Regions from separate parts of the Homo sapiens genome. Here region 2 is linked to region 1. Evidence: read pairs that join two places in POLR2A ChIA-PET (ENCODE). Cell type or tissue: MCF 10A. All regions are shown on one strand. Each heading gives the region's core, and the rest is flanking DNA. Links, peaks and the distances in the headings are about the cores only.

Region 1 (8,995 bases), core at 3,298-7,297:
ACCACACCTGGCTAATTTTTGTATTTTTAATAGAAACGGGGTTTCACCATGTTGGCCAGGCTGGTCTCGAACTCCTGACCTCATGATCTGCCCACCTCAGCCTCCCAAAGTGCTGAGATTACAGGCGTGAGCCACCGTGCCTGGCCTGATTTTTTTAAATAAATGGAGTTTTATTTCATTAGAATGAATACTAGTTCAAGCTTGACTAAATTTGTTACTTGATACTTAATAGTCTTACATTGTGACAAATAGATATGCGTGATTTATGACTAGAATAGCAATTATTTTATAGATGTACTGTATGTTTCCAAGCACTTTCTCTATGTCTATGGGGAACACCAGAAGGCATGGTTAGTCCTGGCATTTGAAGAATATATATTTATATTCTGAATTTGCACCAAGTTTTTTTTGTGTTTTTTTGTTTTGTTTTGTTTTTTGTTTTTTTGTTTTTGTTTTTGTGTGTTTTGTTTTTTTGGTTTTTGTTTTTTGTTTTTGAGACGGAGTTTCGCTCTTGTTGCCCAGACTGGAGTGCAATGGCGCGATCTCAGCTCACTGCAACCTCTGCCTCCTGGGTTCAAGCAATTTTCCTGCCTCAGCCTCCTGAGTAGCTGGGATTACAGGCGCCTGCCACCATGCCCGGCTGATTTTTTTGTATTTTTAGTAGAGACTGGGTTTCGCCATGTTGGGCAAGCTGGTCTTGAACTCCTGACCTCAGGTGATCCACCTGTCTCTGCCTCCCAAAGTGCTGGGATTACAGGCGTGAGCCACCACTCCCAGCCAGCACCAAGTATTTTTTTAATGGTTTACAAAACAAAGTAAAATGTAGCCTGGCTGTATCTAAGTGATCAGCCATTATTTTTCTATTTGTTTCCTGAAAACAACACTGTATTTTTAAATTTTCTGAAAAAGTGGAGACTCATTTTTTAAAATGGTCAGGGTAGCCTTTTAGCTTGCTCCCAAGTCAGCCTAATACCTCTGTGTAGTTTGTTTGGAAATATGTGGTGCTTTACGAACCACATATTTCCAAATTATATTATTTTGTACAAACCTAGATAAACCTTACCTTGACTTTGAAAGCATATCAAGGTCAGTAATGTTTAATTTAGTACATTGTTCAGTGATGAAATGGAGTTGCCAGTTGTTCTTGTCACTTCATGAGATAGTGTTAAATGAATTATTTAGTGTTAAGGACCCTGCTAAATTATTTTAAACGATTCAAAGCGAGTTAAAGTATTTTAAGATTTAGTTCTTTGTTATATTTTCAGTTCATACATTAACCTTTTTAGTTTTGAATCATAAGTTGTCCTCTTTTAATTAAAACCCTTGTGGTTGCCTTTTAAATGTATGATAGAACAGTTAAATTTTTAAAATGAGTTTATTTTTAAAAAAAAAATCAGTGTTTTCCTTTATGTAAAAGGTTAAATGCTTTGAGGATAAAAACTGCATGACACTGTATGAGTGATGAAATTGGCTTTTAGAATTGTAGAATTAAAATTGAAAGGAAAGTATGCTGCATAAACCTGAGTCTGGATGCAGTGGCTACAAATAAATTCAAGTGTAAGAGTGTGACCAGAATAAGCTACCGTTTATAAAGAAGCACTTCACTAAACAAACTGAAACCCTGAGGAATTTTCAAATTGTGAAGTAATGGGAACAATCATTTAATATGGAAGGAAGGAGCTAGTGCATGCCTCCTTCCTTGGATGTCTCATAAGATCAAATCGTGGAGATGACTGAAACAGGGAAGATAATTTAGCGGCAACATAACAGATTACCATTTAGAGAGGCCAAACCCCTGAGAGCTGATTGCATTAGAGGAGGATGGGGGGCCAAGATTAGGACACAGGTGTGTTCAGAAACAGGCTGACACTTACTTGTGTTTCCCACCCACTCCCATCCCCCACCAAGTTAACACATTTAGCTGTCCCGACACTTTGTAAACATTCCTATATCTGTCTTCAATCTTTTTTCTCTCTCTAAAGGTTTATCTCTTAGAAGCTTTGACATAACTTTCCTTGGAGGAATCATTTCCACCTAATCTTTTTGCCTTATCTCTTTTTTTTTTTTTTTTTTTTTTTGAGACAGTCTCTCTCTGTCACCCAGGCTGGAGTGCAGTGACACGATGTTGGCTCACTGCATCCTCCACCTTCTGGGTTCAAGCGATTCTCGAGCCTCAGCCTCCTGACTAGCTGGGATTGCAGGTATGCACTACCATGCCCAGTTCATTTTTGTATTGTTAATAGAGACAGGGTTTCACCATGTTGCCCAGGCTGGTCTTGAACTCCTGACCTCAAGTAATCTGCCTGCCTCCACCTCCCAAATTACAGGTGTGAGCCACTACACCCAGCCTGCCTTATTTCTTATAAGCATGAGCAGCTCTGCTCCAGTTTACTCTCAAAATGCACACCTTGGGATTAATATTTTCTTTTTATCAGTATGCAGTCAGTTGTCCTACCATCCCTCCATCACCCTTGTTCATCTTCAGTACTGCAGTTAATTATAGTATTAAATGCTTGTCTTCCACTAGAGCAAGTCTTTACTGCTATGTCTCCAACCTCTAACCCAGTGCCTGGCAGAAGTGGGTACCCAGTAAACACTTGCTGGATAATTGACAGCAAGAGGCTCCTTCCAGAGTCTGGCTGTGGCACAGCTGCAGCCAGAGGCAGATACAGGAGAATGGTAAGGAGAACTGGAGAGATACGCAGGGACTAGATCCCAAAGAGTCTTAAAGTCCTATGAAGGAACTTGTGCTGCACCCCGAGAATAGTAAGAGGCCATCGAAGAATCATTAATCTAAATCCATCCTTGGGTTGCACATCTCCCTTCTAGACTCTAGCTAGTTGATTTCTCAGTCTTAGCAAGAAAATTTAATCCTTGTTCATAGAAACTCTGTGTGGCACATGAAAAGCAAAGTATAATTGTAAGTATTATTTATGGTTACATATCCAGTAAGTTTCTAAAGACACTTCCAGAGAACTTTTTGTACTTTATAAAGTAAATCATCTTGTGTATTTAAAGGATAAGCATGGATTTATATGTAACTGGAATAATTTAAATATTTACATTTCCATACAGAAATGAGTATACTGAATTTGGGGATCTTGGTAAAAACAAAACCTATGGCATTTTTAGATTTCAAATTGAAAAGGCAATTGGTAAATATCTTATATCTTCTCAGCAATTTGATAGTATATACCTGAAAATAAGCAGAAGTAAATAGAGAATTATCTTCATCCAAGGAATTAAATAATAGGAATGTTATACAGACACCTTTTATACTTAATTCTGCTTTTGAAGGAATTTAAAATGGAAATTGTTTTTAATTTCTATTTTATTGAACCAAAGAATTTAAAGTCCCATTCAAATAAAATAATACATAATGTTAAACTTGTATTATTTTTTAATAGCCAGCATTTTTGTGGTTTTCAAATGAACCATCCAAGGAATTATAGTATTTCTTCTCTTTTTAAGAAAGTGTACTTCTTCAGGTTATAAAAGTAGTAAATACTTATTGCAGAACATTTAGAAAACAAACTTAAAATGCATCCAGTCTGATCTCTTCCTTCCCATCTTTCATGTTAGTTTCACCATTTAAAAAAACTGCCTTTTTTTTTTAATTAAAGGCAATTTTCTAACATCGTTTTCAATTTTTTTGCTGTAACCATTGCATCTCACTGCTTCCTATTGGATTCATTTTCCTTCTTACTGAAATAAATTCTTGAGTAGTTTCTCAGTGAGGATCTATAAATAATAAACATAAGCTTTTGTCCAAAAATGCTTATGTTTTACACTTACTCTTCAATTGTAATCTAACTAGATATGTTAGGCAATTTTCTTAAAAAACTGCAATCTTATATTTTGATATCTTGCTGATGAGTTTAAAAGGTACAGTGATAACTTTTGCATCATTAAAAATAGTTGGCTTAGAAAGCTGTACTTTTCCTTCCTTAAAACAGTTTTTTAAATTTACTGTGCTGATATACCAAGTGAATTAATTTTCTAAATAAGTAAATGATTATAAGCCTTGCTATACTTAATATAAAACAAAATATCCTAAGATAGCTACTTAAATATACATGTACTAGTCAGCTATTGTTTTATAATATACTATACATGGTGGCATATATTTTCAAAAGCAGTGTTTTGAGTTATATTTTATTTTCTGAGACATGGTCTCTCTCTGTTGCCCAGGCTGGAGTGCAGTGGCACAGTCACAGCTCACTGTGGCCTCGACCTCCCAGGCTCAAGTGATCCTACCACCTCAGCCTCCTGAGTAACTAGGACTACAGGCACTGTGCCTGGCTAATTTTTTTTTTTCTTAATTTTTTGTAGAGACAGGATCAGTTTAGATGGTGTCCTGCAGTAGTTCTAGAGCAGTGCTGTCTAATAGAGGTTTCTGTGATGATAGAAATGTTCTCTCTCTGTGCTGTTCAGTAAACCTTGAGTGTTGATGTATTCTCTTTTTATTTACCTTTATCTTTTATCAGCTGAGTAGACATTTTGAATTAATAACTTGATTGATTTTAGACCATGTAATTTAAGATGATTTATTTTTACATGAAGATTTTTTCCCCCAGAAATTTAAGGCTGATTAGCTTCTTGGTTTTAGTGGTTAAGATTTGCCTATATAATAAGCGGGTGAAAAGTACATTGTGGCATTATAATGAGTTAGTTTGTATATTTAGCTTGTGTACTGGTTTCTGCATTATAGTCACGTATATTCAGTGCATTTTTAAAGTATTAAAGCTAGTGTATCCTCTGAGGTTACCTTTTTATATATTAGTTTTCATTGAATAAGAATTATAGAAATAATAACTCTTCATATTTCACTCTGCTAAACAAGAGTGTTAATAATGCCTTATATTTTTTTTCAGATTGCAAATAGAAGAGTCTTCCAAACCAGTGAGGCTATCACAACAGCTGGACAAAGTTGTAACAACCAATTACAAACCTGTTGCTAATCATCAATACAATGTAAGTCTTCTGCTTGTCTCTTTTCATTCTTTTATATCTTCATTCTTTTCTGTATCATAGAGTCTTAGGTTTCCAAAGAACCTGAGAATTTACACACCTTGCCATCAGGTGCTTGAATTACAGTACCTGATCTGGACTTAGTAAGGAATATGACAATTTGCTAAAAGTACAGAAAAGATGTTCACTCTACATTGCAAGTTATATCATGGCAAAAAGAAGGCAACCACTGTTTAAAGTACCCTTGATAAATTTTTACAAAGAAGTAAAACACTTCAATTCTCAATGTTGCAATGTTGCTGATGTTTTAAATTACAATGTACTAACTAAATATTAGTTTTACTATTTTTAAAAATTATTCTATACCTTTGTGATGAACCATAAGAAAGTTTTTAATGTGTTAAAAAATTTTAAAGGTCATGGAACAGCAGTAATTTTTCTCATTGATTATTAAGATCACTTTGCCTGATTTCAGCTTTCACAGGCATTTTAATGGTCTCATACTACCATGCAAAGTGAGGACCATCTGTACAGTAGTACTCCCTTGTCCACAATTTTAAAACTTTATGCAGTTTCAGTGACCCACAGTCAACTACAGTCAAAAATATTGAATGGAAAATTCCAGATGTAAACAATTCATAAGTTGTAAGTTGTGCAACCTTCTGAGTAGTATGATGAAACCTAGCACCATCTTGCTCCATCCCATCCATGATGTGAGTCATTCCTTTGTCCAGTATATCCACATTGTATATGCTACCCACCCATTAGTCACTTAGTAGCCCTCTTGGTTAACAGATCTATTGACACATGATAAAAAGAAAGAAGAGGCTGGGCGCGGTGGCTCACGCCTGTAATCCCAGCACTTTGGGAGGCCGAGGCAGGCGGTTCACAAGGTCAGGAGATCGAGACCATCCTGGCTAACACAGTGAACCCCGTCTCTACTAAAAATACAAAAATTAGTCGGGCATGGCGGTGTGTGCCTGTAGTCCCAGCTGCTGGGGAGGCTGAGGCAGGAGAATGGGAGGCGGAGCTTGCAGTGAGCCGAGATCACGCCACTGCACTGCAGCCTGAGTGACAGAGTGACAGAGCGAGACTCCGTCTCAAAAAAAAAAAAAAAAAGAAAGAAGAAGAGTGAGTACAGAACACCAAGATATTTTGAGAGAGTGAGAGAGAGAGAGACCACATTCACAGACTGTTATTACAGTATATTGTTAGGGTTATTCTATTTTATTATGGGTTATTTTTGTTAATCTCTTACTGTGCCTAATTTATAAATTGAACTTTATCAGAGATATGTATGTATAGGAAAAACCATAATATATAGAGTTTGGTACTATCCACAATTTCAGGCACCAAGTGGGGCAGGGAGGTGTCTTGCAACATATCTCCTGCCAATAAGGGGAAAGTATTGTATATTTATATTTCAAGACTTTTTTATTGTTGTGTATCTTATATGTACTATATGTATTATACAATATACACATTTATTGCATACATATTATGTATACTTTGTGCCAGGTATTGGTCTGAGTGCTTCGTAAGTAATGACACTTAATCTTCATACCAACCCTATGAAGAAACTACAACAGATAAGGTAACAGGCAGAGAGACTGGCTTACCTGAGGTGGTGCAGCCAGTAATTTATCAGTCCAGGTGTTGAACTTAGGCAGTCTAGCTTAGGAGCCATACTGTTAACCACTGTGTATGTTGCCGCTGGTGATTAGCAGTTGCTAAAAGGGCTAAGGGTTTTGGGTTTTGAAATATCTGTAATGTAATAAGTGTGATGGTTTCCTGAAAATAAAATACCTAAGTTAAGTCAAATAGCAATTAACAGTTGGAATTTTGTATCCCACTTTGTTGTTTAAGATTACCTTTGATACTGAGTTTAGGAAGAAAATTTTCTTTAAGACTAGCCTTGGCAGAGTGCGGTGGCTCACGCCTGTAATCCCAGCACTTTGGGAGGCCAAGGCAGGTGGATCACCTGAGGTCAGGAGTTCAAGACCAGCCTGGCCAACATGGTGAAACCCCATCTCTACTAAAAATACAAAAATTAGCCAGGAGTGGTGGCAGGCACCTGTAATTCCAGCCACTCGGGAGGTGAGGCAGGAGAATCGCCTGAACCCAGGAGGCAGAAGTTGCAGTGAGCCGAGATCACACCATTGCACTCCAGCCTGGGGGACAAGAGTGAGACTTTGTCTCAAAAAAAAAAAAAAAAAAAAAAAAGACTAGCCTTTAGTATCAACATTTATTAAGTGACACAGGATAGCATCTACCAAACTACTACTTTATGATATTTGAATGGTTATTTTATATGAAAGTAGCAAATGCCACTAGGGCTAAGTAGATATCTTAAATGAGTGGAACAATGAAATTTAAGAAAGTCAGTGTTAGAGACTGTGTGAACTGGAGTGCACATGACCCATATAAATACATTCACATTTTGAAATTGCTACACTATGTGAGTTAAACAAACCAGGTAAAAGTTCAACTGCATTCAGCCAAGCTTTCATTTTATAGCCTCTGGTTATGCTTTAGGAGGAAAATAAACTAAAGGACAGGTAAGGTTTCAGATGATCCAGAAGAGGTATTTTTCTGTTGTTTTCTGACTTAGATAAATAGATTAAAGTCCACATCTTTGTTCTCTTCCATTGTAGTCTTTTCTACTGTTGGATGGGAATACACACAGTTTTCTGAGAGCTACGTGTAAATAGAGATTCTATTCTACTTTGTAAAACAGTATAGATCTTAGTTGTTTTTGCCTTTCTTCCTCATTGGTGTGCTGCTTCTGTAGCTCCTGACTCACCTTTTTTATCCTTTTATGGGCCAGGCTTCTCTGTGATTTCTACCCTTGTGTATATTTTTATTACAGTGGGTACAAGAAAGACTGCACTTTCATAGGCTGTAAAGAGTTGTTACCTTTCTAGAGGGAAGTTTGGTAATTTATGTCAAATGCACTATAAAAGGATATATCCTTTGACCTAGCAGTTTTGTGTCTAGGAATTTATTATAGTGAGACCAGTGCTCAATGATATATATACAATAATGCTTCTCTCTATTATTTAAGATAGGAAAAGATTGGAAACAAGTGTCCCAAATTGGGGATTCATTAAATAAATATTTTAAGTCATTATTTTTGGATGGTAGGATCTACGTGATTTTATCCTAATTTTCTTTTTTATAAAATCTTCTCCAATTGTTGAAATTGTCACAGTGAGCACGTATTGCCTGAATTGTTGGTAAGCAATAAAGTTATGTTGGGAAGGGGAAGATTGGAAAGGAAAGAAAGCCAGGGAAGAAAGCCATAATAGTACCTTACTGATTGTCTAAGATTTACCTTCTTTAAACAAGTACTTTTTAAATATCTGCTTCGTGTCTGAGATACATACCCCTGGTGAATAAAGTAAGTACAAACATGTTATATTCTGAACTCCTTAGTATATAAAGCTATAGCACCCTCTATAAAGATAATTAACATTAAGTGACATTTTAGTTCAAGATATCAACCTTTGTTAAGGTTGTCATAGTGAAAATGAGTCATTATAGTAATGAATCTTTGATTAAGATTTTTACATCCAAACAAAGATTGACTATAATCTACCACATTGCATTTGAATGTTTAATCATTATTTCTTTTGGGAGTAAACCAGGATAGGCACCTGCATAGCTTTAAAAAACATATTCAGTATTGTAGTGTAATACCAACTATAGAAAGAGTATAACATTTTTGTTATTTATTAGAAGAGGACATTGACTTTTAAAAGACTGAGAAACATAAACGAACACAGGTCAGCAAGAATGATTTAGAGGAAGCATAATAAAGACTTTTAATAAAAAATTTTAACTCGATATAATGTTGAAATGTTTTGAAAGTCTTGCCAGATAAAGTTATATAAACATGAAGCTCAGTGTTTCATTCTAACAGTTGAGCTTCTTTGAATGCAATTTTCAGAATAAAAATTCAAAAAAAATTTGTACAAAAAAGTGAAAGAGGGACTGGGAAATTGCATATGTATTTGAAAAACAA
Region 2 (8,995 bases), core at 3,081-7,080, 66 kb after region 1:
CCCAGCACTTTGGGAGGCCGAGGCAGGTGGATCATGAGGTCAGGAGTTCGAGACCAGCCTGGCCAGCACAGTGAAACCCCACCTCTACTAAAAATCCAAAAAAAAAAAAAAAAAAAAAATTAGCCAGGCGTGGTGGCACATGCCTGTAGTCCCAGCTACCTGGGAGTCTGAGGCAGGAGAATGGCTTGAACCTAGGAGGCAGAGGTTGCAGTGAGCCGAGGTTGTGCCATTGCACTCCAGCCTGGTGGACAGAGCAAGACTCCATCTCAAAAAAAAGAAAAAAGAAAAAGAAATGAGAGTGTAAGCCACATGGGACTCCAAGGGCAGAGCGAGCATAAGGTCAGGAGTTGGGGGGGATGTTTGAGGGGCACTGGGGAGGCCTGAGCAACTGGAGCTGAGTGAGGGAGAGGGGACGTGCCAGATGTGTGCTACAGAAAAAATTACTCATGGCCGGGCGTGGTGGCTCACGCCAGCACTTTGGGAGGCCAAGGTGGGCAGATCACTTGAGGTCAGGTGTTCGAGACCAGCCTGGCCAACATGGCGAAACCCCGTCTCTACTAAAAACACAACTCACGCCTGTAATCCCAGCACTTTGGGAGGCCGAGGCGGGCGGATCACGAGGTCAGGAGATCGAGACCATCCCGGCTAAAACGGTGAAACCCCGTCTCTACTAAAAATACAAAAAATTAGCCGGGCGTAGTGGCGGGCGCCTGTAGTCCCAGCTACTTGGGAGGCTGAGGCAGGAGAATGGCGTGAACCCGGGAGGCGGAGCTTGCAGTGAGCCGAGATCCCGCCACTGCACTCCAGCCTGGGCGACAGAGCGAGACTCCGTCTCAAAAAAAAAAAAAAAAACACACACAAAAATTAGCTGGGTGTAGTGTCACATGTCTGTAATCCCAGCTACTCAGGAGGCCGAGGCAGAAGAATCGCTTGAATCTGGGAGGCAGAGGAATCAGTGAGCCAAGATCACGCCACCGCACTCCAGCCTGGGCGACAGAGGAAGATTCCATCTCAAAAAGAAGGAAAGGAGAGGAGAGGGGAGGGGAGGGGAGGGGAGGGTCACTACTGACACTTGTTAAAGTGGAATGGCAGACTTTAGTCGGGGGGCCGTCACCATATATATAAGGACTGTTCCCCAGTGGGGGAGAGATTGGGCTCAACTCCAAATCAGCAAGAAAAGGTGGAACGTGCAGCCAGGGGGTGGGGCCCAGGTTTTCTTTTTTTAAATTTTTTTTGAGACAGAGTCTTACTCTGTCGCCCAGGCTGGAGTGTAGTGGCACGATCTTGGCTCACTGCAACCTCGCCTCCCAGGTTCAAGCAATTCTCAGCCTCCCAAGTAGCTGGGATTACAGGCGTGCGCCACCACGCCCACCTAATTTTTATGTTTTTAGTAGAGACGAGGTTTCACCATGTTGGCCAGCTTGGTCTCGAACTCCTGGCCTCAAGTGATCCACCTGTCTCGGCCTCCCAAAGTGCTGGGATTACAGGCATGAGCCACCGCGCCCAGCCCCAGGGCCCAGGCTTTCTAGGGCCTAAACTGATACCATTTGTGAGGCCCTGGTTAAGGAAATGAATATAAAATAATGAATCCAAAATGAGGTCCGAGAATGAATATTTAAAGGCGCCCTTAACCTAGGGTCCACAGTCCCCTGTAGCTGGGAGGTGGGTGCGCCTTTGGGCCAGGGCATGTGCACTCCTTTGTGCCAGTCTCTCCCCAGCTGCTCGGCCTGTCAGCACCTGTTGCTGTTTCAAATTTGCAGCCCTGCAGCCCATCCAGCCTGAGTGTGGCCCGCTGAACTCTGGCCAAAGGCCAAAGTGCCTTTAAATGAAGGTTGTCCAGCCTTGACTGAGATTAGAGTAGACAGATAGATTAACCCAAATAGTTAATCTGCCAAAAATGTCCATCTTAATTTAAGTTGGAATATTACATGAAAAAAAAGTTGGAATATTACGTGAAAATGTAACATAAAGGCCAGGTGCCATGACTCACGCCTGTAATCCCAGCTCTTTGGGAGGCCGAGTCAGGAGGATCACTTGAGGTCAGGAGTTCCAGAGCAGCCTGGCCAACATGGTGAAACCCCATGTCTACTAAAAATGCAAAAAACTAGCCGGGCATGGCAGCATGTGTCTGTAGTCCCAGGTACTTGAGAGGCTGAGGCAGGAGAATCACTTGAACCCGGGAAGCAGAGATTGAGATTGCGCCACTGCCCTCCAGAAAAAAGAAAGAAAGAAAGAAAGAAAATGTAACATAAGGTGCTAAGTACATAGAAAGAACAATAGAATCAGAGCTCTTTGGGGGGAGTGATGGATTCTGACAGAGGAAGAGGAGGAAGAGGGGGAGGAGGAGAGAGGAAGAGGGGGAGGAGGGGGAGGAGGGGGAGGAAGAAAAGTGGGAGAAAGGAGGAGGAGGAGGAAGAGGAGGAGGAAGCTCTCACAAAGGAAGCAGCATTTATCTGGATTGGTAAACATAAGCAGGCTCTGCCAGGTCGAGGATGGCAGAGGGGTCATTGCAGGAGGCAAAATGGCACCGGCAGCAAGGGGTTGGGTGCAGAGAAGTGGAGGGTATGTTGGGGCTGCAGGGGTCTCGGAGGGAGAAGCTGGAGAGGTGGGCTGAAGAGTGAAAGGCTGGGCTGCGGAAGGCAGGCATTTCAGTGAAGCTGCTGGAAACCATCACAGACTAAAATGTTAATGATTAATCATTTGTTACTATATTAACCCACTGCGAGGGCTAACAGTTTTTCAAAAGGCCCTCTGGAGCCCGGAAGACTTGGCTGAGGGGCAGTCTGTTTTATTTTTTTAATTTTAATTTTTCTAATTATGGAAAATTTCAATAATAACCTGTGTACCCGTCCTCCTGCTTCAGTATTATCAACCAGAGCCCATTTGGTTTCAACTATCTCACCACTCACTTCTCCCTTGCTATATTATTTTAAAACAAATCTCAAGAGATAATGTTCTCTAAAAGATTAAGACTTCAGAGCAGAAGAAATAACTATTGGGTACAAGGCTTAGTACCTGCGTGATGAAATAATCTATACAACGAAGCCCTGTGACACGAGTTTACTTATATAACAAAACTGCACGTGGACCCCCAAACCTAAAATAAAAGTAAAAAAAAAGAAACTAAAGGTAAAAAAGACTAGAAAAAATAACCATAATATCATCAATGTCATAAATTTCTTTTTTTATAGTTTGCTTCAATCAGGATCAAATGTCGGAGGTCTTTGAACCAGAGCAACTCCATCTTGAATAGAGGCTGGGTAAAACAAGGCTAAGTCCTGCTGGGCCTCATTCCCAGGAGGTTAAGGCACTCTGAGTCACAGGACGAGCTAGGAGGTCAACACAAGATACAGGTCATAAAGACCTTGCTGATAAAACAGCTTGCAGTAAATAAGCCGGCCAAAACCCACCAAAACCAAGATGGTGATGAGAGTGACCCCTGGTCGTCCTCACTGCTACCCTCCCACCAGTGCCATGACAGTTACTAATGCCATGGCAGCATCAGGCAGTTACCCTATATAGTCTAAAAAGAGGAGGCATGAATAATCCACCCCTTGTTTAGCATGTCATCAGGAAATAACCATAAAAATGGGCAACCAGCAGCCCTTGGGCCTGCTCTATGGAGTAGCCATTCCTTATTCCTTTCCTTTCCTAATAAATTTACTTTCACTTTACTCTACAGACTGGCCCTGAATTCTTTCTTCCACAAGATCCACAAACCCTCTCTTGGAGTCTGGATTGGAACCCCTTTCCGGTAACACAAATAAGGTTTATACATTGCGATTGGTTGATCTTTTAAATCTCTTATTAATCTAGAATTTATCTGTTTCTTTTTTCTTTTGATTTATTTGTTAAAAAAAACAAAAACAAACTCAAGTTGTTTGTCCTTTAGAATTCCCCAGTCAGGGCTTCAGCAATGGCATCACTGTAGTGTCATATAATATGCCCTCTGTCCCTACAGTTGCCATAATTTGGTATACGGATGTCAATCAGCTTTAGGTTTGATCTTTTGACAAGGCCATTTCATAGTTGGTGGTGTGTTCTTCCATCAGGAAGTATGTAACAGATACTTGGTTGTCTCTCTTTTTGTGATATTAACAATCATTGATACTCAATACCCAGGTAGGAATGGATACGTAGGGCTGGGCCCTGGTGGCTCATGCCTGTAACCCTAACACTTTGGAAGGTCAGAGTGGGCAGATTGCATGAGCCCAGGAGTTTGAGACCAGCCTGGGCAACATGATGAAACTCCATCTCTACAAAAAAATTAAAAAATTAGCTGGGCACGGTGAAGCATGCCTGTAGTCCCAGCTACTCAGGAGGCCGAAGTGAGAGAATTGCTTGAAGGTCAAGGCTACAGTGAGCCATGATTGCACCACTGCACTACAGCCTGGGCAACAAAGCAAGACCCTGTGTCTAAAAAGAAGAAAAAAAAAAGAATGTACAGTTAATAATGGAATTTCAGGTGTGCAAGCAGGTCAATGGGGGGAGGGCTATTTTGGGGTACAGATAATCAGATGATCTTGGCACCTTTAAAATAACACTTCACATCATATAAGGTAGACAAGTTCTTCATCTTTTTTCATATACAGTTGGCCCGAGTGAGCTACTGTACCCATCTTTAGCTTTCTTCTCTGCAGTTCATTAACCCATTTCCTTTTCTCAAAAACCATATATGCTGACCCTTTCCAAACTTTATAAATTATATTCCTTTATTCAACAAACATTTATTGGCTGGGCACAGTGGCTGTAATCCCAGCACTTTGGGAGGCCGAGGCGGGCAGATCACTTGAGGTCAGGAGTTCGAGATCAGCCTGGCCAACATGGTGAAACCCTGTCTCTACTAAAAATACAAAAATTAGCCAGGCATGGTGGCGCATGCCTGTAATCCCAGCTACTCGGGAGGCTGAGGCAGGAAAATCGCTTGAACCCGGGAGGCGGAGGTTGCAGTGAGCCGAGATCGCACCACTGCTCTCCAGCATGGGCGACAGAGCGAGACTCCATCTTTTTTTTAAAAAAAAAAAGAAAAGAAAAGAAAAGAAAAAGAAAACTGGAGGCCGGGTGCGGTGGCTCATGCCTGTAATCCTAGCACTTTGGGAGGCCGAGGTGACTGGATTGCCTAAGGTCAGGAGTTTGAGACCAGCCTGACCAACATGGTGAAATCCTGTCTCTACTAAAAATACAAAAACTAGCAGGGCGTGGTGGCAGGTGCCAGTAATCCTAGCTACTCAGGAAGCTGAGGCAGGAGAATCACTTGAACCCAGGAGGCAGAGGTTGCAGTGAGCTGAGATCGAGTCACTGCACTCCAGCCTGGGCAATGAGAGTGAAACTCCATCTCAAAAAAAGAAAAAAATAAAAAGAAAACTGGGCCTTCTGGTGATTTTTAAAAAGTAGGTTTGGGGCACATTGTGAAGGTTTTGCAAGTCAGGTCAGGCCAGGTACGGTGGCTCATGCCTGTAATCGCAGCACTTTGGGAGGCCAAGCGGGCGGATCACTTGAGGTCAGGAGTTTGAGACCAGCCTGTCCAACATAGTGAAACCCCATCTCTACTAAAGAAAAATACAGGCCAGGCATGGTGGCTCACGCCTGTAATCCCAGCACTTTGGGAGGCGGAGGTGGGTGGATCACCTGAGGTCAGGAGTTCAAGACCAGCCTGGCCAACATGGAGAAACCCGTCTCTACTAAGAGTACAAAAATTAGCCCAGTGTGGTGGCAGGTGCCTGTAATCCCAGCTACTCAGGAGGCTGAGGCAGAAGAATTGCATGAACCCGGGAGGCAGAGGTTGCAACGAGCTGAGATCGCACCACTGCACTCCAGCCTGGGCAACAGAGTAAGACTCCATCTCAAAAAAAAAAAAAAATTAGTTGGGTGTGGTGGTGCACACCTGTAATTCCAGCCACTCAGGAGGCTGAGGCATGCTTGAACCTTGGAGGCAGAGGTTGCAGTGAGCTGAGATCGCGCCACTGCACTCCAGCCTCGGTGACAGAGCGAGACTGTCAGAAAGAAAGAAAGAGAGAGAGAGAGGAGGGGAGGGGAGGAAGGGGAGGAAGGAAGGGGAGGAAGGAAGGGAGGAAGGAAGGAAGGAAGGAAGGAAGGAAGGAAGGAAGGAAGGAAGGAGAAAGGAGAAAGAAAGGCCAAAAGTTTGCAAGGTTTTGAAAAGGGAAGTGTGAAAGTATTTGACTGCAAGTTCAGAACTCAAAACTATGTAATGTTCAGGCCAGTATCAACTAAAGCATAGTGACTCAACATGTGGTCCACTGTGTGGGACAGAGATTGAGAGCACACATTTAGAAACTGGGTGAGGTGGCTCACATCTGTAATCCCAGCACCCAGGAGGCAGCAGTCAGCTGAGATCATGCCACTGCACTCCAGCCTGGGCAACAGAGCGAGACTCCATCTCAAAAAAAAAAGAAAGAAGGAAAGAGGGAAGGAACGAAGGAAGGAAGGGAGCTTTTCAGGCAATATGATAGAATAATTTTGTTTATTGAATCTAAAAATACAATGTAATAACAAAAAAGTTATTTGGAATTGTATTTTGCATGTTTTTCTTTCCAACTTACATTTATAATAATTCATATTTATTATATTTTATGAAAGTTATCAGTCCAAACAGATTGCAAATTTAAAGAAAACCAGTCCTGAGACTGGGTGCGGTGGCTCACGCCTGTAATCCCAGCACTTTGGAAGGCCGAATCGGGTGGATCACTGAGGACAAGAGTTTGAGACCAGCCTGGACAACATGGAGAAACCCCGACTCTACTAAAAACATAAAAACACAAAAATTAGCCAGACGTTGTGGTGCATGCCTGTAATCCCAGCTACTCGGGAGGCTGAGGCAGGAGAATCGCTTGAACCTAGGAGGCAGTGTTTGTAGTGAGCCGAGATCACGCCACTGCACTCCAGCCTGGGTGACAGAACAAGACTCTGTCTCGAAAGAAATAAAGAAAGAAAAGAAAACCAGTCCTTTACCACAGATACTTTGGAAAGCACTGGACTAGAGTCAGAATAATGCAAGACAAGAGTTTTCTCTTATAGTTTAGGTTAGTTTATGGAGAGAGAGAGAGAGCACACTAAGTGTTGGCTGTTAAAAAGTTGTAGTTTGCCCAGGGAGCGGAAGGGGTGTCAGCAGCCAGGATAAGCCAATTTAAAGTGGCAATTTAATGACATCACTATTGATTTCAGACTCCTGCAGTGTTCCCCAAACCTTGTACTATACTCAGATTAAAGTCTAGGCTGCTATTAAATAAATGAAGAACAAAATAATGGGGGGGGGGGAATTGAAGCTTTCTTCTAATGCTAACCTCCTGCTATAACCTGGCAGGACAGCTACTTTCCAATATTTTTAGAAGTTATTTATATACAAGGGAAGGGTGTTTTAAAGAATTCTAGGAAAGAAAAGGGAAGTCTAATGTTACAAGACACTGCAGGGAAATGTCACTGTATAATAACTCCCATCTGGGTTGGGTGGCAGGGTTTGGGCTTACATGATGTTATGTAATAACACACACCCTCCTTCTGTGCCTTGCTGCCTCGCTATTACACTACACATGGTGCATGTGCAGGGCAGAACGCACCGGGGCCTATGGTGACAGTGCAGGATGCACCAAGAAATAGGAATGCAGACATATTCTCAAGACAAAAAGACAGGCTGGGTGCAGTGGCTCATGCCTGTAATCCTAGCACTTTGAGAGGCTGAGGCGGGCCTCAGAGTAGCTGAGACTACCACCACACTTGGCTAAGTTTTGTATTTTTAGTAGAGATGGCGTTTCACCATATTGGACAGGCTGGTCTTGAACTCTTGGCCTCAAGTGATCCGCTCATCTCGGCCTCCCAAAGTGTTGGGATTACAGGCCTGAGCCACCATGCCCAGCCAGTATTCTGATTTTCTTTAACCCCCGGAAGCTTCCATGTATTCGTTTCTCACAAAGCTTCTCAACATAACCTGTAGACTTTCAACACATACCCACATGCTAACAAGGTGGGTGTGATGGTTAATATTAGATGGCAGCTTGATTGTATTGAGGGATGCCTAGATAGCTGGTAAAGTATTGTTCTGGGTGTGTCTGTGAGGGTGTTGCCAGAGGAGATTGACATTTGAGTCAGTGGAAAGGGAGAGGAAGATCCATCCTCAATGTAGGTGGGCACCATCCAGTTGGCTGCTAGTGGGGCTAGAGCAAAGCAGGTGGAAGAAGGTGGGCTAAGCCGGCTTTCGGAGTCCTCTGGCTTTCATCTTTCTTCTGTGCTGGATGCTTCTATTCATTTCTCCTAACCTTGGACATCAGACTCCAAGTTCTTTGGCCTTTGCACTCTTGTACTTAGACCAGTGGTTTGCCAGGGCTCTTGGGCCTTTGGGTACAGACTGAAGGCTGCACTATTGGCTTTCCTGCCTTTGAGGCTTTTGGACTCGGACTGAGCCGCCAGTGGCTTCTTTCTTACCCAGCTTGCAGATGGCTTATCACGGGACTTTGCTTTGTGACTGTGTGAGCCAATTCTCCCTAATAAACTCCCTTTCATATATCTATCCTATTAGCTCTGTCCCTCTGGAGAACCCTGACTAATACAGTGGGTTAACAAGGTGGTCGCTTCTCTTTTTTTTTGAGACGGAGTCTTGCTCTGTCCCCCAGGCTGGAGTGCAGTGGCGCGATCTCAGCTCACTGCAAGCTCCGCCTCCCAGGTTCACGCCATTCTCCTGCTTCAGCCTCCAGAGTAGCTGGGACTACAGGCGCCCGCCACCACGCCCATCTAATTTTGTTTTTGTATTTTTAGTAGAGACGGGGTTTCACTATGTTAGCCAGGATGGTCTCGATCTTCTGACCTCGTGATCCACCTGCCTCAGCCTCCCAAAGTGCTGGGATTACAGGCGTGAGCCACCGCGCCCAGCCTACTGGTCACTTCTCATTTAATTCATGAAACAGAAGCAGAGAGGTATTGGCACAGGCTGCAGTCAAGCATTAGCCTCCTGACGCCCTGGACATAAACTGGCTTCCTTGGTAAG

The links. ChIA-PET counts read pairs that join two places held together with the same protein. Peaks named below come from ENCODE experiments on the same cell type or tissue, not always from the same donor. Only the 100,000 strongest peaks of a DNase experiment are listed, where the experiment ranks them.
Region 2: POLR2A ChIA-PET joins it to region 1 with 5 read pairs; 9 of 35 experiments call an interaction of 5 or more read pairs at or near these places.

Annotation. Positions count from the first base shown.
Region 1 is chr13:45,247,997-45,256,991 of GRCh38, forward strand. GTF2F2 (general transcription factor IIF subunit 2) reads left to right here. Exons shown (of 8, transcript NM_004128.3): 6 at 4,875-4,974. Among named protein-coding and RNA genes, the nearest start is that of KCTD4, 51 kb to the left of the region's middle. In MCF 10A, for the core only: no CTCF peak of the experiment used is centred there; a DNase peak (open chromatin) is centred at 5,685.
Region 2 is chr13:45,313,935-45,322,929 of GRCh38, forward strand. No RefSeq gene overlaps it. Among named protein-coding and RNA genes, the nearest start is that of SNORA31B, 18 kb to the right of the region's middle. In MCF 10A, for the core only: no CTCF peak of the experiment used is centred there; no DNase peak of the experiment used is centred there.